Regions from separate parts of the Homo sapiens genome. Here region 1 is linked to region 2. A link is a loop called in an ENCODE intact Hi-C map of the cell type or tissue named here. Cell type or tissue: CD14-positive monocyte. All regions are shown on one strand. Each heading gives the region's core, and the rest is flanking DNA. Links, peaks and the distances in the headings are about the cores only. Region 1 overlaps USP32 (ubiquitin specific peptidase 32). Region 2 overlaps LOC105371850 (a long non-coding RNA gene).

Region 1 (10,702 bases), core at 1,832-9,831, 48 kb after region 2:
AAGGAGGGTGAGAGTGGGAAGTCAAGCCTACAGTGCACTACTGTACTCCAGCCTTGGCGACAGAGTGAGACCCTGTCTCAAATTTTTTTTTTTTTGAGACAGAGTCTTGCTCTGTCACCCAGGCTGGAGTGCAGTGGCGCTTTTTTTTTTTTTTTTTTGAGACAGAGTCTCGCTCTGTCACCCAGGCCGAAGTGCAGTGGCGCAATCTTGGTTCACTGCAACCTCCACCTCCCGGGTTCAAGCAATTCTCCTGCCTCAGCCTCCTGAGTAGTTGGGACTACAGGTGCACGCCGCTACGCCCAGCTAATTTTTTGTATTTTAGTAGAGACGGGGTTTCATCGTGTTGCCTAGGCTGGTTGCGAACTCCTGAGCTCAGGCAATCTGCCCGCCTCAGCCTCCCAAAGTGCTGGGATTACAGGTGTGAGCCACCGCGCCTGGCCTCAAAAAATTTTTTTTTAATTTAAAAAATTTAATATTTTTTAAAAAATAGAGATGGGGTCTCACTGTGTTGCCCAGGCTGATCTTGAACTCTTGGTCTCATGTGATCTTCCCTCCTTGGTCTCCCAAATGCTAGGATTATAGACCTGAGCCACTGTGCCTGGCCAAAAATTCTTTTTAAAGAGTAAAATGCTGGATTAGATGCAACATTTATTATTAATCTTATTTTGTTTAATGAGTTAAAGACAATCAGTTATTACAATTTGGTTAGATTTGTAAAGGAAATTGGACTATTAGCTGCCTTTTGACTAAGGTGTTTTTTGTTTTTTTTTTTCCTCTCCTGAGGGAAAGAAGGATACTTGGAAACATTTTTTAATATAGTTGAACTAATGAGTACCACATTTTTGATAGCTTCAGAAGTTTGTGAACCAGGAGAATGATAAATTGTGTATTTGATTCGAGAAACTGCTGGAAGCAAATGAATAAACTAGAACATTTGTCATCAACATATGTTAAATAGTCATTTTGTTATATTATGGAAACGAAAAAAACTAATGAATACTTAAGGACATTCTCTCCATGATATGTTTAAGACTCTCCTGCAGCGTTTAAGTATACAACAGATTTCCTGTGACAATAAACTAAGTGATGTCTTTCTAAATTTATGTTCTGTTCTTGTGGGCAGTTTTCAAAGACACATTCCTCCTCAGAAATTAATTTAAATTGTTAATTTTATAGTGGCATATTTTACATGTTTCAGAATGGGAGCATTCATTCTTAGTAGAGGAAAACCCATCCAACTTGCGTATTTCTCCATTTGTCCTCTAAAGTTTATAAATTGTTACTGGTTGATTCATGGACAAAGAGCTTTGTTGTACAACATACAGATTTCATTCTATATTTTTCTTCACATTTTTATGCTTGTTAATACGAACTTTCTGTTAGAAAAGAGCAGAATTTTCTCAGACTACGATTTTTTTTAATGTGATGTATTCAAGCTCAGGGATGCTGGGGGAACAGAAGTAGTGGCAGATGGGGCAACCTGATGCTTTGCAAAGATGGGGTGGTTCATTTTGATTACAGACACTGGCAGTCTGTGAAGTAAAGATATGGAGCCACCATCCATTCTACAGTCTGTACTAACCATGTGTATTGTGGTAAAGCCAAGAACAACTTTGTATGGACATAGTAGAAGGGAAGAGTGGATCCACTTTTAGTTTCCAGGCACATACCCACATATAGTAATACTGTTAACACTATATCTTTGTGTTAACATTGAGCATTGAGGCCAAATGGCATATATATATATACATGTATCTTTCTCTCTCCACACTGTTTTCTACTTTGAATTACAGATGGTCTGCTTGGGAATAGAAATGAGGACATAATAGCAGGGTGCCAGATTTATACCTTCTGAATGACAGGATAAGTGGATATTGATTTTTCTTCATTATTTAAACAGCTACCCTTAGATAGGCTATACAGGATAGGTTCTTCTATAATTTTTAAAAAGTTGAATTGTAGAAACTACTAAGCAATAGTGAACAAGAGGCTAGGAAAAGCACAATTGTGGGAATGTAAATTGGTAGAGCCACTTGGAAGGAAGTCTGGCAATGACCAAAAAACTGGGAATGACCCTAGTGCTCACTGGAGAAGCACTCTCTGTATGTATCTAAGGAGGCATGTATATGGTTTTTCATGACGGGTAACAGCCTAAATATGAACAGTAAGTGAATACCTGTATATTACTAATGTTATATAATGAAAAACTATACAGCACATAAGGAATGAACTAAATCTATATGTAGTAAGTTGCATTATAATATGTATTATATGCTAACCGCTGTAAGTTTCTGTGGGGGTACATCTTATAAAAGCATGGAAAAAGATCTGAAAGGAGACAAACCAAACTGATTATCTCTTGGGGAAGACTGAATGGGCACGGGAGGGATTAGGACTGAGGGGAGGAAGTAAGTAGGATTTTATGGTAGTGGTATGTTTAGCTTTATATATACCGGGTTTTTGTTGTTGTTGTTTGTTTGTTCTGAGGCAGAGTGTTGCTCTGTTGCCCAGGCTGGAGTGCAGTGGCATGTTCTCAGCTCACTTCAATCTCCGCCTCTCAGGTTCAAGCAATTTTCCTGCCTCAGTCTCCCCTGTAGCTGGAATTACAGGCATGTGCCACCACACCTGGCTAATTTTTGTATTTTTAGTAGAGATGGGGTTTCGCCATGTTGGCCAGGCTGGTCTCGAACTCCTGACTTCAAGCGATCTGCCTGCCTTGGCCTCCCAAAGTGCTGGGATTATAGGTGTGAGCCACCGCGCCCGGCCTACTTTATGTATACTGTTTGAATTTAGAAGAAGAATGCATTCACTTACTGCTTGTGTAATGAAAAACTAATTTAAAAAATTAATCCCAGCACAACAACCACATTTTTTTCACATTATCATCTACTTCTGCATGTATTTTGTATAGTTTTAGTTTTTGTTTGTTTGTTTTTTTGCGATGGAGTCTTACTCTGTTGCCCAGGCTGGAGTGCAGTGGTGCAATCTCAGCTCACTGCAACCTCTGCCTCCCTGCAACCTCCACCTCCAGGCTCAAGCAATTCTCCTGCCTCAGCCTCCCAAGTAACTGGGACTACAGGCATGTGCCACCACGCCTGGCTAACTTTTGTATTTTTAGTAGATACGGGGTTTCTCCATGTTTGCCAGGCTGGTCTCGAACTCCTGACTTCAGGTGATCCACCCACCTTGGCCTCCCAAAGTGCTGGGATTACAGGCATGAGCCACTGCGCCTGTAATACAAAATACAAATACAAAAATTTTTTGTATTTGTAAAAATACAAAAAATAATTTTTGTATTTTTAGTAGAGACGGGGTTTTGCCATGGTGGCCAGGCTGGTGTCAAACTCCTGACCTCAAGTCAGAAGGCCACCTCGCATCCCAAAGTGCTGGGATTACAGGTGTGAGCCACTGTGCCTGGCCAGGTTTAAGGATCTTTGTCTTACAGGGCCGGGCGCGGTGGCTCACGCTTGTAATCCCAGCACTTTAGGAGGCTGAGGCAGGTGGATCACGAGGTCAGGAGATCAAGACCATCCTGGCTAACATGGTGAAACCCCGTTTCTACTAAAAATACAAAAAAATTAGCCAGGTGTGGTGGTGGGCGCCTGTAGTCCCAGCTACTCGGGGGGCTGAGGCAGGAGAATGGTGTGAACCTGGGAGGTGGAGCTTGCTGTGAGCCGAGACTGCGCCACTGTACTCCAGCCTGGGCAACAAAGCAAGACTCCATCTCAAAAAAAAAAAAAAAATCTTTGTCTTACAAACATTGTCATGTTTCTATGAACTCTTTATTTATCTATTATTTTCAGAGACAAGGTCTCATTCTTTATGGAATGCTGGAGTATAGTGGTTCAATCATAGGTCACTGCAGTCTCCAATCCTGGGCTTAAGTGATCCTCCCACCTGAGTAGCTCCCAGCTCCTGAGTAGCTGGTACAGGTGCACACCACCATGCTAATATTTTTGCTTTTTGTAGAGACAGGGTCTCCCTGTGTGGCTCAAGCTGGTCTCAAACTCCTGGGCTCAAGTGATCCTCTCATCTCAGCCTCCCAAAGTTCTGGAATTACAGGTTTGAGCCACTGTGTCCTGCTTGAAAAAACATTTTTTCTGAGTTCTTACTGTGTGTCAGAAGTTGTTCTAGATGCTGAGGTTTAGTAATAAGCATAGGCCTTGGACAAGAGAATAGATAGCACATTTATTTGATCATTTAAAAAATTCTGTCTTTATCCAAAAATATCAATAATATTTAAGGTTCTTTGCTGGGTGTTGGGGATACATATAAATAAGGCAGTTTCTTTGTTCTTAAAGAGCAGAGGGGAGATATACAATTCAATAAACATACAATATAAGCTGTGTTATTTTAAAGTTAAAGCATTGAGAATTTGATATTGAATAAGTGATTATAAGGAAAGTTATTTTGTAGGAGGGACACCTAACATTTTAGGTGGTGGGGCATGGAAGCAATTAGAATAGGCTTCCAAAAAATAAAGGAGGGACATTAAGCCAAGCCTTGAAGGATGTTGGATTGTTCAGAGTATGATTGGAGCTCATAGGCAGAGGACACTGCAAGGACAGTAGCAGTGAACATAATGTGGTTAGGGAATGAGAAGTAGTTTGCAGCAGCTGGAACCTCTCGTGTGTCTCTACCTTCTGGTTCTAAGGTTTGCATTTTAAATTTTTATCAATTTATTGTGTGTTATAACATTTTAAATCTTTTTGGCCTAAGCCAGAGATTCTCAATCTTGGCAAGTGACATCCCTGTTGGCCCTGTAATCATAGACTAAGCTATATTTTCTTAGTTGTCAGTGGTGCCCCATGATGTAATATCAAAACCTTGCGAAGCACCGTCATCCTCAATATCCTGGTCTCATCTAGTTTCTCAAAATTAGATCTATGATAAACTCCTTCTGTAAGAATAATGTTCATTTTTTAATCTCATTTTTAGATGTTAAAAACTTACTTGACCTTCTGTTTTCCTAGTGGTCTTTTATATTCTTGAAGCACAGAGGACTATTACCTTTATTTTTATTTTTATTATGTTTTTTTGAGACAGAGTCTCCCTCTGTTACCCAGGCTGTAGTGCAGTGGCATGATCTCGGCTCACTGCAGCCTCTACCTACTGGGTTCAATGATTCTCCCACCTCAGCCTAGCAGGTAGCTGGGACTACAGGTACCCGCCACCACACCTGGCTAATTTTTGTATTTTTGGTAGAGATGGGGTTTTACCATGTTGGCCAGGCTGGCCTCGAACTCCTGACCTCAAGTGATCCACCTGCCTCAGCCTCCCAAAGTGCTGGGATTACAGGTGTGAGGTACCATGCCCAGCCTGGATTGTGTTCAAAAGTTCATCTGGAATTTAAAACTTATTTTTCCGTAGAAACAATGTTATAAGTGATGATTAGGTTCATAGGGTGGTGGCTTACAGAAAATTAAGTCATAGTATAGCTGAAATACTCTATATTTGCAATAAAAAAGTAGTAGAAACAATACTATGGGAATGCTAGATGAAGCAGACAATTAAATGGAAAAAGTCATTTAAAAATGTATCTAGGGCTGGGTGTGGTGGCTCACACCTGTAATCTCAGCACTTTAGGAGGTGGAGGCGGGTGGATCACCTGAGGTCAGGAGTTCGAGACCAGCCTGACCAACATGGTGAAAACCCCATCTCTACTAAAAATACAAAATTAGCTGGGTGTGGTGGCACATGCCTGTAATCCCAGTTACTTGGGATGCTGAGGCAGGAGAACTGCTTGAACCTGGGAGGTGGAAGTTGCAGTGAGTTGAGATTGCGCCATTGCACTCCAGCCTGGGCAACAAGAGTGAAACTCCGTCTCAAAAAAAAAAAAGTATCTAAATGCCAATGCTTGAGAATATGAATACTCTTCACTGCTGAGTCATCCAGTCCTTTCCAGAGATTAATTCAGCTTCAGCCTGAGAATGTTTAATGATATTAACTACTATTAATCACTTGGAAAGATAAAGGTACCCTTAGGACATTTTTGTCCTTTTGTATAAGGAATTGGGAGTTGTCAGCAAGAGATGTATGACTATGAATGTACTGATATATCTACATATATATATTTTTATTTTTATTTTTTAAGAGACAGGGTCTTGCTCTGTTGCTTGCTTGGTCTACATATCATATATATATTTATTTTTATTTTTAAGAGACAGGGTCTTGCTCTGTTGCCCAGGCTGGAGTGCAGGGGTTCAATCATAGCTCACTGCAGCCTCCAACTCCTGGGCTCAAGCAGTCCTCCTGCCTTGGCTTCCCGTGTAGCTGGAACCATAGGCGTGTATCACCATGCCTGCCTAATTATTATTTATTTTTTGTAGAGATGGGGTCTCCCTCTGTTGCCCAGGCTGGTCTTGAACTCCTGGTCTCAAGCTGTCCTCCCACCTGGACCACTCAGAGTTCTGGGATTAGAGGTGTGAGCCAGTGCCTGGCCTCTTCATTTGTTGTTCTTTCTGTTCCTCAGACTGGATAATCAAAATTGACTGTCTTCAAATTTTGCAATTGTTTTGTTTTTTTGAGATAAGGTCTTACTCTGTTGTCCCAGCTGGAGTGCAGTGATGCAATCATAGTTCACTGCAACCTCATACTTCTCAACTCCAGAATTGCTAATTGGTTTCTTTTTATAATATCCATCTCATCTCACTATTGATATTCTCCATTTGGTGAGACAGTGTTCTCATACTTGAAGTCATTAGGCATGTTTTTTTTTCTTCTTTGAACTTGTTTATAAATAGTTCATTAAAGTGTTTACCTAGTAAATCAAATGTCTGGACTTGCCTACAGACAGTTTCTATTTAATGCCCTTTTTCCTGTGTATGGGCTTCATTTTCTTACTTAAATGCTTTGCAATTTTTTGTTGAAAATGAGACATTTTAAGTACTGTAGTGTGGCAGCTCTGGAAATTGGATTCCCTACCTTAAGGTTTGTTACTGCTATTTGTTGTTGTTCCTGCTATTATTTATTTGCTTAGTGACTTTCTTGGTCTGATTTTATAAAGTGTGTATTCTTTTTTGTGTGTGCTTATTTAGCTTAGTGGTCAGCTAAGATTGGACAGAGACTTTTAAAAATGCCTTGAACCTATAAGTTCAGCCTTGGCGGAGGGGTTCTATACTACTCGGGTGTGTGTTCAAATGTTGTACAGTCAGTTTGCAACTCTGCTTTAGCCTTCACTTCCTGCTTGTGTGGAGGTTTAAGGTCAGCCAAAGTGAGAGATATGGGAATTTTGGGGCACATGCACAGCTCTCCATATGCAGGTGGCCTTTTGGATTTCCAGGAATATGTCAGAGCCTTTCAAAGCCCTTGTGGGCTTGCTGTTTTCCAGGTTTTCCTTTCATGTTTTTTGGTTAACCTCTTGTTAGCCCCATCTGCCACTGCTTTCTCAGGCAGCTGTGAAGTTATATAGTTGCCACTGATTGTTTTTGAAGAATGCCAGGGGAAAAAGTTTTATTTGTAGAGTGAACTCAAAGCCAGATCAAATAAAGACAAAGCTTGAGAATGGAACTTTTTAATGAGCTACCAGATAGGTCAAATATTGACACTTCTTTTGAGAAGCTCTAAACCCATTCTGCCTCCTTCAGTGGCTGTTTGACTGTTGGTTTTTACAGCTTAGGGAGATTTTTGGTTTTCAAAGCTATTGCATAGCTGGGGAGAAGGTGATGGGAATAGAACATGTTAAAACACCACAAATACTGCTTTTTTTTTTTTTTTTTTTTTTTTACAGAGGTTCAGCCATTCTTTTTTTTTTTTCTTTCTCTCTCTTTTTTTTTTTTTTTTGAGAGAGTGAGCTGTCACTCAGCCTGGAGTGCAGTGGCATGATCATGGCTGACTGCAGCCTTGACCTCCCAGGCGCTAGTGATCCTCCCACCTTAGTCTCCTGAGTAGTTGAGACTACAGGCGTGTGCCACCAATTTTTGTAGTTTTTGTAGAGACAGTGTTTGCCATGTTGCCCAGGCTGGTCTTAAACTCTTAGGCTCAAACAATTCATCTGCTTCAGTCACCCAAAGTGCTGGGATTGCCACCGCACTCAGCTCAGTCATTTTTCTGGAATAAAGCTCTTTGGATTATTGCAAGCATTTGGTTGATTTCTAGAGTTCTGAAAAAGTTGGATTTTGACAGTTTTTGATAGTGTTCTTGCTGCTTTTTTAGAAGAATGGATTTTCAGAGGTCTTTACCATTCCGGCAATCGGTCTCCTTACAGGTTTTTTTGGAGGGAAAATTTTTATATCCTAAAATACAAAAGTCATGTGTCCTTGCATTTTGACAAGATACAGAACATTTCTATCACCTATGAAAGTTGACTTGTTCCTCTTACCAGTAAATTTACCACATCCTCAGAGGCAATAACTGTTCTGACCTGTCATCATTGATGAGTTGTTCCTGTTCTAGAACTTGGGGAATCACAGAGTATCTGCTCTTTTTTTTAATCAGCCTTCTTTTACTTAGTATAATATCTGTGAGCATCATCCATGTTGTTGCATATATCAGCACTTTCGTTTTCTCCTTTTTATGCTGAAAAGTATTCTATAATAAGAATGTATCATAGTTTTATGTTTTTGTTTTTGAGGCAGAGCCTCATTATGTTGCCCAGGCTGGGGTGCGGTGGCGCTATCTCGGCTCACTGCAACTTCCACCTCCTGGGTTCAAGTGATTCTCCTGCCTCAGTCTCCTGAGTAGCTGGGACTACAGGCACCGCCACTATGCCCAGCTAACTTTTGTATTTTTAGTAGAGAGGGAGCAAACTCTGTTGGCCAGGTTGGTTTCGAACTCCTGACCTTAAGCGATCTGCCTGCCTCAGCCTCCCAAAGTGCTGGGATTACAGGCGTGAGCCACACACCTGGCCTTATATCATACTTTTTTGGATTCATTTGTTCATGGACATTTGGCACAAAGTCACCAGTAGCAAAAAAAATTGCTAGTTGTAGGCCCCCTCTTGCCTGAGATGTCCCATCTGGGTTTTATCATCTACCTGAAGTGGCTCTGCAGTAGCTTTTTTTAGCAGGGACCCTACCAAAGTGACTTTTGATAGGTTAATTTACTTCAGATCAGCTGCACCAAGCAGATTTACAAATATGTTGGTTGTGTTTTCTTTGCTGCATTATACAATTTCTTCTTGTCCTAGGTTTGTAAATTCTTAGCCCACTTTGGCAGTGAAAGGCATATTTCCCAATGTTTATTTATCTCTGTGGTTATCCTCTGATTCAGATGTTGTTAAATTTTCCTCTTTGCCTTTGGAACCAAACTGTTAAAACGGAAACTCCTATCCTATAACAGAAATCAGAATGCATGGTCCTGCCTTGGCTGTCTTAAAGAAATAGAGATGAAGAATAGACTTGGTCTTTGCTCTCAAGAGACTTAAAATATACTTGGAGAGATAAGACAAATATTACCTTTGAAAAAAAGTTATAATATAAAGCAGTATATAATAGGGGAATAGAACACCAGTATTGTGGTTTATTGTGAAATATTTTATACCATGTAATGAGTAATAATAAAGTATTGAACTTCAAGAAAAAAGCTTACCTTTACAAAAATGGATTTAATTTCATGCATTTCACACATGCATGTGATTTCTTGACTGGAAGTAAAGAGTATAGTTGCAGCTAGAATTTACGGAATGCTCATGGTAATGACAACATCCATTCTGTGTCACTGCAGAAAAGGTTAATAACTACTGGTGTAGACACGGTAACCTCTAAAAGTTTAGAGCATGACAATGAGCGTTGTGCTGCTCTCTTATGTTTGTTTTGTGCAATTGTTAATTACATAATTTTATTTTCCTTTCATGGACAGTGAGTTCTGATCTCTTCATATGACTTTGTAAAAGCGATTTACATAGATTATCTAAATTATTTTTTATTTGTTTTTAGACAGAGTCTCACTCTGTCTCCCAGGCTGGGGTGCAGTGGTGCAATCTCTGCTCACCACAACCTCTGCCTCCCAGGTTCGAACGATTCTCCTGCCTCAGCCTCCTGAGTGGCTGGGATTACAGGTGTGCACCACCATCCCTGGCTAATTTTTGTATTTTTAGTAGAGATGGTGTTTCTCCGTGTTGGCCAAGCTGGTCTCGAACTCCTGGCCTTAAGTGATCCACCTGCTTCGGCCTCCCAAAGTGCTGGGATTACAGGTGTGAGCCACCGCACTGGCCTCTATCTAAATTAAAATGGAGGAGTTGGTCTATTTACCATTGGTACTATAGAAATGATAGTAGTCAGCTTGGGCTACCATCACAAAATACCAAAGACTGGATGATTAAACGACAGAAATGTTATTTCCCATTGGAAATAACGTTGGGTTCCAGCAAGGTTTTGTTTTTGGTGAGGGCTCTCTTCCTGGCCTGCAGAAGAGAGCCTTTCCTGCTCGTTGCATCCATACATGCTCTTTCCTCTGTGCCTATGTTGCGCTTGAGCCCTTTGGTGTCTCTTCTTCTATGAACACTAATCCTGTAAGTTCAGCGTCCTATCCTTATAAGCTTATTTAACAATAATTGCTTCCTTACTCCAAAACCAGCCACACTGTGTGTTAGGGCTTCAACATATGAATTTGAGGGGAGGACACATACATTCATTTCATAACAGAAATGTAAATACAATGTAATATATTCAAATTCTCCCCTAGACTAATCTTCATCAGTAGCACTGAGTATATCTTAGAAACAGGCAGACACTTTGAAATCATCAAAGATCATTTTTTTCTT
Region 2 (10,702 bases), core at 1,208-9,207:
TTATGTTGTCCAGGCTGGTCTCCTAAGTAGCTGGGACTACAGGCACGTGCCACCATGCCTGGCTAATTTTTGTATTTTTAGTAGAAACGGGGCTTCACCATGTTGGCTAGGATGGTCTCAATCTCTTGACCTTGTGATCCCCCCACCTCAGCCTCCCAAAGTGCTGAGATTATAGGCGTGAGCCACCGCACCCAGCCGACAGTTTCTATTTCTAACCTATGTTATGTGCTTTTGACTCTTGTGATTTATATAGCATTATATAGTATAGACTGCATTTGTTTTTGTTTGCTCTTGCTTCTCTAGTTCTTTCTTTCTTTATTTATTTTTTGAGACAGTGTTTCACTCTGTGGCCCAGGCTGGCGTGCAGTGGTGCAATCTCGGCTCACTGCAAGCTCCGCCTCCCAGGTTCACACCATTCTCCTGCCTCAGCCTCCTGAGTAGCTGGGACTACAGGTGCCTGCCACCACGCCCAGCTAATTTTTTGTATTTTTAGTAGAGACAGGGTTTCACCGTGTTAGCCAAGATGGTCTCAATCTCCTGACCTTGTGATCTGCCCGCCTCAGCCTCCCAAAGTGCTGGGATTACAGGCATGAGCCACCGCGCCCACCGAGGCTAGGGTTTTTAAAGGATAGTTTGGAGGGCAGGAGACTAGGGAATGGGGTATGCTGATTGGTTGGGTCAGGGATGAAATCATAGGGGGTCAAAGCTGTCTTCCTGCACTGAGTCAGTTTCTGGGTGGAGGTTACAAGACCAGATGAGCCAGTTTCTTCCTATGTGTTGCTGGGGGTTACAAGACCAGATAGCCCATCAGAATGCAGGGTCTGGAAAATACCTCAAACATCAATCTTAGATTTTACAATAGTGATGTTATCTATAGGAGCAACTGGGGAGATTACAAATCTTGTGCCCTCTGGCTACAAGACTTCTGAACCATAATTTTAACTTTGTAGCTAGTTTGTTAGTTTTTCAAAGGCAGTTTTAGTCGCTGAACAAGGAGATTGTTAGTTTTGGGAAGGGGCTATTTTCATCTTTGTTTTAAACCAAGCTTGTCCAACCCTTGACCCATGGGCTGCATACCATCCAGGACAGCTTTGAATGTGGTCCAACACAAATTCATAAACTTTCTTAAAATATTGAGGGTTTTTTTGTGATTTTTTTAAGCTTATGAGCTATCATTAGTGTTAGTGTATTTTATGTGTGGTCCAAGACAATTCTTCCTCTTCCAATGTGACCCAGGGAAGCCAAAAGATTGGACACCCCTCTTTCAAACTATAAATTCCTCCCATAGTTAGTTTGGCCTATGCTGGGAAATGAACAAGGGTGGCTTTGAGGTTAGAAGCAAAATGGAGTCAGTTAGGTCAGACTTTTTTTCACTATCATACTTTTTCTATGTCAGATTTATCTCACTTGTAATTTTTGCAAGGGTGGTTTCAGAGCCACTAAGCTTGTGGTAATTTTTTACTGCAATAGAAAACTAATGCATTAGGTAACCCTCTTTTTTTCCCTCTGATTGCTTGCTCTGGGGTAAGCCAGCTGCCATGTTGAATTTTTCATTTTGTTACTGAGCAATCAATGGGCTCACTGCCCGACGTGCATAGAGGCCAATACTGTGGCACTAGTTTTTGAGAAAAGTTTTGTTTTTGTTTTTGAGACGGAGTCTCGCTCTGTTGCATAGGCTGGAATGCTGTGGCATGATTTCGGCTCACTGCAACCTCCGCCTCCTAGGTTCAAGTGATCCTCCTGCCTCAGCCCCTCTAGCAGCGGGGATTACAGGCATGTGCCACCATGCCCAGCTAATTTTTGTATTTTTAGTAGAGACAGGGTTTCGCCATGTTGCTCAGGGTGGTCTTGAAGTCCTGGCCTCAGGTGATCCGTGCACCTCGGCCTCCCAAAGTGCTGGGATTACAGGCATGAGCCACTGTGCCCGGCTGAGAAAAGTTTTACTGTGAGTCAGCTGGCAAGGAAATAGGAGGAAATGCTCAGCTGTGTCTCCCCAAGCTGGGGTCTGGGTCATGTTTTATAAGCATAGGGTAGCAAGGTATTATCTGATTGGATCTTGCAATGAGGTGATGCCAGAAGGCATGATCTGACTGGATCCTGGCATGGGGTGATGTCAGAGTTTGATCTGATTGGATCCTGGATCAAACTATGTGGTGTCCACTTAGTTCCGTCTCTGCTCCTTGGTCTGAGCACTTAGATTCCCCCTATCGTTGCATGCTTGCTTCATCTGGGCATGCTCAGGTTACATAACCTTCAACCTGGGGAATCCATAGCAACTGAAAACTCACAACTTTGTTATATAAAAGTTGAGCCAGATTGGCCGGGCATGGTGGCTCATGCCTGTAATCCCAGCACTTTGGGAGGGTGAGGTGGGCAGATCATTTGAGGTCAGGAGTTGAAGACCAGCCTGGCCAACATGGTGAAACCCCATCTCTACTAAAAATACAAAAATTAGCTGGGCATGGTGGCATGCACCTATAATCCCAGCTACTTGGGAGGCGGAGGCAGGAAAATCGATTGAACCCGGGAGGCAGAGCTTGCAGTGAGCCAAGATCGTGCCACTGCACTCCAGCCTGGGGGACAGAGCGAGACTCTGTCTCAAAAAAAAAAGTTGAGCCAGATTGATACGATGTGGTTACAAGTTCAGATACTGTATTTTTCACCACTAGAAGTTCCATCTGGTTCTTTTTTCTTCTTTCCTCATTATATTCATGTTTTTCTTTAAATATAGTTATAATAGCTGTTTCATCATTCTTATCTGCTAATTCCATAATTTCTGTCATTTCTGGGTCCATGTCTGTCACCTGATTTTTCCCCCCTGCTTCTTGGTATAAATAGTAATTTTTTATTGGATCTCAGGATGTCACATTGTTTTTCTTTTTCTTTCTTTTTCTTTTTGAGATGGAGTCTCGCTCTGTACCCCAGGCTGGAGTGCAGTGGCGACATCTCAGCTCACTGCAATCTCCACCTCCCAGGTTCAAGCAATTATCCTGCCTTAGCCTTCCCAGTAGCTGGGACTATAGGCGCTCACCCCCACGCCCAGCTGATTTTTATATTTTTAGTAGAGACGAGGTTTCACCATGTTGGCCAGGCTGGTCTCGAACTCCTGACCTCAGGCAATCCGCCTGCCTTGGCCTCCCAAAGTGCTGGAATTACATGCGTGAGCCACTGCACCCGGCCTGTTTCTGCTTTTTTTTTTTTTTTTTTTTTTTTTGAGACAGAGGCTTGCTCTGTCGCCCAGGCTGGAGCACAGTGGCTTAATCTCGGCTCACTGTAACCTCCGCCTCCTGGGTTCAAGCAATTCTTCTGCCTCAGCCTCCTGAGTAGCTGGGATTACAGGCATGGACCACCACACCTGGCTAATGTGGATGTCACATTGTTGAATGTCTGTATTTTGTAGTCTTCCCTTAAAGAGTATAGGTCTTTGTTGTACCAGATTGTTAACTTACTTTTGGATTAGTTTGATGTTTTTGAGGCTAGTTTTTAAGCTTCATTAAGCAGTTCTAGCGTGTACTTTACTCTAGACCTAGTTTAGACCTTTTAGTAAGGTTTACCTCTGCTGCAGTCTCTCCTGAACATCTTGGGAGGTCACTAAGTTATTTCTACTCCAATTGGTCATAATTTGTATGTTTCCTAGCTCTGGGAATTGTTCAGTTACATCTCTTCAATTGTTCTTTGCTCAGTCTCCTGGAACTTAGCTCTACTTATGGCTACCTTAATATTCAGAAAAAACTCAAGATCCTATGCAAATTTCTGAAGGTTTTTGCATACCTTCTTCCTTTTTGGAATTTTGCACAGCAACTTCCACAGCTGCCTCAGGTTCCATGAACTCCAATCTGTGCGTCCTCAGTGAGATTGCCACATTCTGATTTTATGATCCAGATTGCACCCCTAGGCAAAAAGCTAGGAAAATCACAGAATTTACCTCATTTGTTTTCTTTATCTCAATGACGTCAGTTCTGCACTGCCAATTGTCCAACATCTGAAAACGGTTGTTCTGTATGTTTTGTCTAGCTTCCTAGGTGTGTATGGCAGAAGGGTTAATCTGGTCCCTTTTAACTCCATCATGATCAGAAACAAAAGTCCTCTGTTTCACTGAAATTTGATTAGCATGTCAGTCTTTGAGCAACTGATCAACCTTACAAAATGGAGTTTGAAAAAAGAAAGAAAGAAAGAAAGAAAGGCCAGGCGCAGTGGCTCATGTCTGTAATCCCAGTACTTTGGGAGGCTGAGGCAGGTGGATCACGAGGTCAGGAGTTTAAGACCAGCTTGATCAACATGGTGAAACCCTGTCTCTACTAAAAATACAAAAATTAGCTGGGCGTGGTGGCGCGTGCCTGTAATCACAGCTACTCAGGAGGCTGAGGCAGGAGAATCGCTTGAACCTGGGAGGTGGAGATTACAGTGAGCCGAGGTCATGCCATTGCACTCCAGCCTGGGTGACAGAGCAAGTCTCTGTCTCAAAAAAGAGAAAAAAAAGCAAAAGAAGAACTTCAATGTAGAATTTCAGAATAATGGGCCAGGTGCAGTGGCACACGCCTGTGATCCCAGCACTTTAGGAGGCTGAGGAGGGTGGATCACTTGAGGCCAGGAGTTTGAGACCAGCTTGAGCAACATGGCAAAACCCTTTCTCTACTAAACATACAACAATTAGCTGGGCATGGTGGCATGGGCCTGTAGTCCCAGCTATTTGGGAGGCTGAGGCAGGAGAATCGCTTGAACCCAGGAGGCGGAGGTTGCAGTGAGCTGAGATGGTCCCTGGATGACAAGAACAAGACTGTCTCCAAAAAAAAATTTTTTTTTTCAGAATAATAAGCTTTTTTTTTTTTTTTTTTTTTTGAGACAAGGTCTTGCACTGTCACCCAGGCTGGGGTACAGTGGTATGATCACGGCTCTCTGCAGCCTTGACCTCCTGGACTCAAGTGATCCTCCCAACTCAGCCTCCCAAGTAGCTGAGAATACAGGTGTGCACCAGTACACCTAGCTAAATTTAAAAAAGACATTTTGGAGAGGTGGCGTCTAACTATGTTTCCCAGGCTGGTCTCAACTCTGGGGCTCAAGCAATCCTCCCACACTGGCCTCCCAAAGTGCTGGATTACAGGAGTGAGCTTCTGCACCCAGCCAAATAATAACCTTTGAAAGAATAAAATTCTATGCACGATGGTTACGGATGAATTTATTAAATGGCCCTGAGGTGCCTTTTATTTATTTATTTAATTTTATTTTATGTTTTGAGACAGGATCTCACTCTGTTGCCCAGGCAGGAATGCAGTGGTGTGATCATGATTCACTGCAGCCTCCACCTCCCCAGGCTCAGGTGATCCTCCCACCTTAGCCTCTTGAGCAGCTGGGACTATAGGCAACATGCCACTAGGCCTGGCTAATTTTTGTATTTTTGTAGCGATGGGGTTTTGATATGTTGCCCATGCTGGTCTCGAATTCTTGGGCTCAAGCAATTCAACCGCATGATTTTAAAAATACTAACAGCTTCAGCCAGGCACAGTGGCTCATGCCTGTAATCCTAGCACTTTGGGAGGTTGAGGCGGGTGGACTGTCTGAGCTCAGGAGTTCGAGACCAGCCTGGGCAACACGGTGAAACCCCATCTCTACTACAATACAAAAAAAATTAGGTTGGCTTGGAGGTGTGTGCCTGTAATCCCAGCTACTTGGGAGGCTGAGACAGGAGAGTTGCTTGAACCCAGGAGGTGGAAGCTGTGGTGAGCCGAGATTGAGCCACTGCACTCCAGCCTGGGTGACAGAGCGAAACTCTGTCTCAAAAACAAAAACAAAAACAAAAAACTAACAGCTTCTATTTTTTGTTCTTTTTATTTTTGAAACAGTTTTGCTCTGTCGCCTAGGCTGGAGTGCAGTGGCATGATCGTGGGTCACTGCAGCCTCTACCTCCCTGGTTCAGGCAATTCTTGTGCTTCAGCCTCCCGAGTAGCTGTGCAGCACCATACCGGCTAATTTTTGTATTTTTAGTAGAGACGAGGGTTTCACCAAGTTGGCCAGACTGGTCTCCAATTCCTCACCTCAAGAGATCCGCCTGCCTCGGCCTCCCAAAGTGCTGGGATTACAGGCGTGGAGTCATCGCACCCACCCAAACAGCTTCTAAAATGGGACATTTAGTAGTGATTACTCCTTGGTTGTTTGGAGATTGTGACACTGTTAAGTAAAAAGACCAGCCTTCTATTTAAGTGTCCTTTTCATACAGGAAAGATGAGAAGGTTGTTTCTCAGCAGCCACTATTTTTAGAATTTGAACTCTGGGAACACAATGATGGTTCTTCAAGGCAGCTAATCCCAGTCTCTTTTGTTCCAAGGAGGCTGAGGTGCACTCTTCTACAATTTCCCTATAAACCATACATAGCTTCAAGATGCCTTTAGTGTAGTAGGTCATACAAAGATAATTGAAAAGTTGAGTCTCATTATGCCAAATCTCCTCTCTCAAAGACGGTTTCTCCTAGAACTAGTTCTTTTAGGAAACGAGATTGTCTTCTTGTAGAAATCTGGGCAAAGGAGGAACTAAAGGTTTGGTATAAAAATCAAGTTGGGATTTGCCCTGGAATTAAAAATATCAAAATATTTAAAGCTCAGGACCTCTTCCATGTGCATCACATTAAAAAAAAACTTTTTATTTGGAAATAATTTCAAGCTTACAGAAAAGTTGCAAACACAAGAATAGCACAAAGAACACTTGCATATACCCTTTATTCAGATTCACCTATTAACATCTGCTCAATTTGCTTTATTATTTGCATTCTCTCTCCCTCTCCCCCACCTCTCTCTCTAAAACCTAGCCTCAAATGTAACAGTATCACTTCTGCTACATTCCATCATTTAAGCAGTCATACAGTTCCGCCCAAGCTCAAGGGATGGGAAGTAATCCCCAGAAATATGTGTGTGTGCGCATATTTCTTTTTCTTTCTTTTTTTCTTTTCCTTTTTTTTTTTTTTTGAGGCAGGGTCTCGCCCTGTCACCCAGGCTGGAGTGCAGTGGTGTGATCGCGGCTCACTGCGGCCTTGACTCCCAAGCTCAAGCAATCCTCTTACTTCAGCTGCCCAAGTAGCTGGGACCCACAGGCGTGTGCCAAACTGCCTGGCTAATTTTTTAATTTTTTGTAGACATAGAGTCTCACTATGTTACCCAGACTGGTCTTGAACTCCTGGGCTCAATCAATACTCCCGCCTTGGCCTCCCAAAGTGCTGGGATTACAGGTGGGAGCCATTGCTCCCGGCCCATGTTTCTGTATGTATATAGTCTTCAAATATATATGTGTGAAAAAATATATAGTTTGTCCCTGAAGCATTTAAAAGTAAGTTCAATACATCACGACCCCCTTTCCTTAAATAAACTCATTGTATACTAACTAAGAGCAGGTGTTCAAGTCAAAAGGCATTGTATTTGAGGAACCACACCTGAGGAGCGTTAGTCCCCCTGGACCTGATCTAGATGATGAGATCCTAGACCTCAAGGCTGTTTTAGAAGAAACGGTGTATGCATCTTACAAATGGGAGGAATCTGAATTGTAACCCGAGGGCAGACTGTGGCATGACAACATTTCTGGATATTATTTCACCTCCCCTTAAACCTGGGCAGAACTTTGTGGCTACTTCAATGACTAAAATGCAGCAGAAGTGACACTGCGTTACATCTGAGGCTAGGTCATAAGATACAGCTTGGCTGGGCGCAGTGGCTCATGCCTGTAATCCCAGCACTTTGGGAGGCCGAGGCCGGCAGATCACGAGGTCAAGAGATCAAGACCATCCTGGCCAACATGGTGAAACCCTGTCCCTGTCTCTACTAAAAATACAAAAATTAGCTGGGCGTGGTGGCGCGCGCCTGTAGACCCAGCTACTCAGGAGGCTGAGGCAGGAGAATCATTTAAACCCGGGAGGTGGAGGTTGCAGTGAGCCGAGATCGTGACACTGCACTCCAGCCTGGCAACAGAGCGAGACTCCGTCTCAAAAAAAAAACAGAGATACGGCTTACCCGCCCACTACACCAGCCCCCTTCTCTCCCCTCCTCTTTTCAGGATGCTCACCTTTGGAACCTAACCACAATGTTGTCAGGAAAGAGGAAGCACAGTGGGCTGTTTTTATGACAACTCCAGCTAAGGCCTTAGCTGACAACAAGCATCAACTGGCAGACATGAGTGAGAAAGCCTTCAGAGGATTCCAGTCCCTAGCTTTCAGGCCACTGCAGCTGACACTAAATGGCGTACAGATTAGCTCTCCCCATTGAGCTTTGCTCATTGCAGTTTCATAAGCAAAATAAATGTTGTCATTGTTTTATGCTACTCAGTGTTTGGAATAATTTCTTATGAAGCAATGACAACCCAGAATCACAGTAGCACAGGTATACTCATGTAAGCAAAGTAATGCATACTGTGCTGGAACGTGATTCTGATTACTAATTTAGCGTTTCAGAAGAATAACTGATCAATAAGGACCAGGCACAGTGGCTTATGCCTGTAATCCCAGCACTTTGGGAGGCCAAAGAGGTAGGATCACTTGAACCAAGTTCAAGACCAGTCTGGGCAACGTGGTGAAGCCCTGTCTCTACAAAAAATAAACAAATTAGCCAGGTGTGGTGGTGTGTGCCTGTGGTCCCAGCTACTCAGGAGGCTGAGGTGGGAGAATCACTTGAGCCTGGGAGGTCGAGGCTGCAATGAGCCATGATTGCACCACTGCACTCCAGCCTGGGCAACAGAGTGAGACTCTGTATTAAAAAAAAAAAAAAAAAAAAAAGATAAATGAGGGATGGAATATTGAGGATGGAGAAAATACTGTTCCCCTACCAGGCTTTCTCTTTTGAAGGGACAACCACTAGAATGAAAGATCCTTATATTAGTGCTTGTACAATGCAAAATTGGGTGCAGCTAATACATGCACACAGTGACCTATTAACTAGAATTTCACTTTGCCCACCTTTGTTTTCATTTCACTCAGACAAAAACTAGAAGATCTGGGATAAGTTAGCACCCTTTTCCAGAAAGGTTGCCCATGAGGCTAGCACACAGTGTGAGCTACTATAAGAGTTAGGGGAGAGTTTGTCTCAGTGGGGGAAATTTGAACCCTTTCTCCATGGGTTTTCTGGGAACAACTTTGTATCTACTGGCTGCTCCCTTAGATTTTTGCATGAATTGATTTGTTTGTTAATATTATCTACAAATGTGCACAAAAGTTTGGGCCCCAGTAATCTCTGAGTGACAACCAGGCTGAAGTTCATGCATAGGCAGAGATCTACTTTCTTTCTTTTTTTTTTTTTCTTTTTTTTATAGAGATGGGGTTTCACCATGTTGGCCAGGCTGGTCTCAAACTCCTGACCTCAAGTGATCCACCTGCCTCAGCCTCCCAAAGTGCTGGGATAACTACAGGTGTGAGCCACTGCACCCAGCCCCCAGAGGTCTACTTTTAACCCTTGATTATCATACTTTAACCAAACACATTCTTTTAGAACAAATTTTGAGGGTGCCCAGAACTTCCTGTCAAGTATTGCACATTGATAGCCCCCAAATTACAGTAAAACAGAAACCTGACAAAAACCAATAAAGCTCCTAAGATCTATCTACCTGAAAGCATTCGTCAACTGCTTATAATTCTTTCTTTCTTTCTCTTTTTAATTGAGACGGAGTCTCACTCTGTCGCCCAGGCTGGAGTGCAGTGGCGCGATCTCGGCTCACTGCAAGCTCCGCCTCCCTGGTTCACGCTATTCTCCTGCCTCAGCCTCCTGAGTAGCTGGGACTACAGGCGCCCACCACCACGCCCACCTTGGCCCCCCAAAGTGCTGGGATTACAGGTGTGAGCCATTGCGCCCGGTCTTTTTTTTTTTTTAGACAGGGTCTGGCTCTGTTTCTGTCACCCAGGTTGGAGTGCAGTGGCATGATCTCAGCTCACTGCAACCTCTACCTCCCCGGTTCAAGCCATCCTCTCACCACAGCCTCCTAAGTAGCTGGGACTATAGGCACATGCCACCATGCCAGCTTTTTAAAATCTTTTTGTAGAGATGGGGTTTTGCTATGTTGGCCAGGCTGGTCTCGAACTGCTGGGCTCAAGCAATCCTCCTGCCTCAGCATCCCAAAGAGCTGGGATCACAGGTGGCACCATATCAAGCTAATTTTTAAACTCTTATTTCTTGTAGAGACTAGGTCTACCAATGTTGCCTAGGCTGGTCTCAAACCCCTGGCCACAAGTGATCCCCCCGACTCAGCATCCCAAATAGCTGGGATTACAGGCATGAGCCACTGCACCCATCTTGGTCTTACAGCTTTCAATACCATCAATCTCTAATGACTCCTCAACCTATGTCTCCAGCCTGTACCTTTTCTAACTTCAGAGTTAAATATCTAACTCTCTATTTAACCTATCCACTTGGATGTCTAATAGACATCTCAAATGTAATATGTCCAAAGCTCTGCTTCTGATCTTGACCCACAAATCTCCTTCTCCTGTTGTATTCCTCATCTCAGTGAGTAGCAATTCTGAACTACTTAGGTCACTAAGTTTGGAGTCATCTTTAAATATTCTCTCATCCATCCCAATCTAATCCTGTTGGCTGTTCTTTCAAAATAATATCTGGGATCTAACCTCTCACCGCCTAACCCTCACGCCTGGATTAATGCAGTCGCCCCCTAATTGGTCTCCCTGTGTTTGCCCTTTTGTCCCTTCTCCTCTCACTCCAGTCCACTTTCAACACAGCAG

What was found. A loop is a pair of places that touch in the nucleus more often than their neighbours do. Peaks named below come from ENCODE experiments on the same cell type or tissue, not always from the same donor. Only the 100,000 strongest peaks of a DNase experiment are listed, where the experiment ranks them.
Region 1: a loop joins it to region 2, with 2.5 times the contacts of the local background. A loop is called at or near these places in 8 of 110 quality-filtered maps.

Annotation. Positions count from the first base shown.
Region 1 is chr17:60,352,911-60,363,612 of GRCh38, reverse strand. All of the region lies in intron 1 of USP32 (ubiquitin specific peptidase 32), which reads left to right. Among named protein-coding and RNA genes, the nearest start is that of USP32, 34 kb to the left of the region's middle. In CD14-positive monocyte, for the core only: no CTCF peak of the experiment used is centred there; a DNase peak (open chromatin) is centred at 5,872; H3K27ac peaks cover 3,106 bases.
Region 2 is chr17:60,400,294-60,410,995 of GRCh38, reverse strand. It overlaps LOC105371850 (a long non-coding RNA gene), which reads left to right. Exons shown (of 3, transcript XR_934893.3): 3 at 8,035-8,298. It also overlaps a transcript of USP32 not described here. Among named protein-coding and RNA genes, the nearest start is that of USP32, 14 kb to the right of the region's middle. In CD14-positive monocyte, for the core only: no CTCF peak of the experiment used is centred there; no DNase peak of the experiment used is centred there.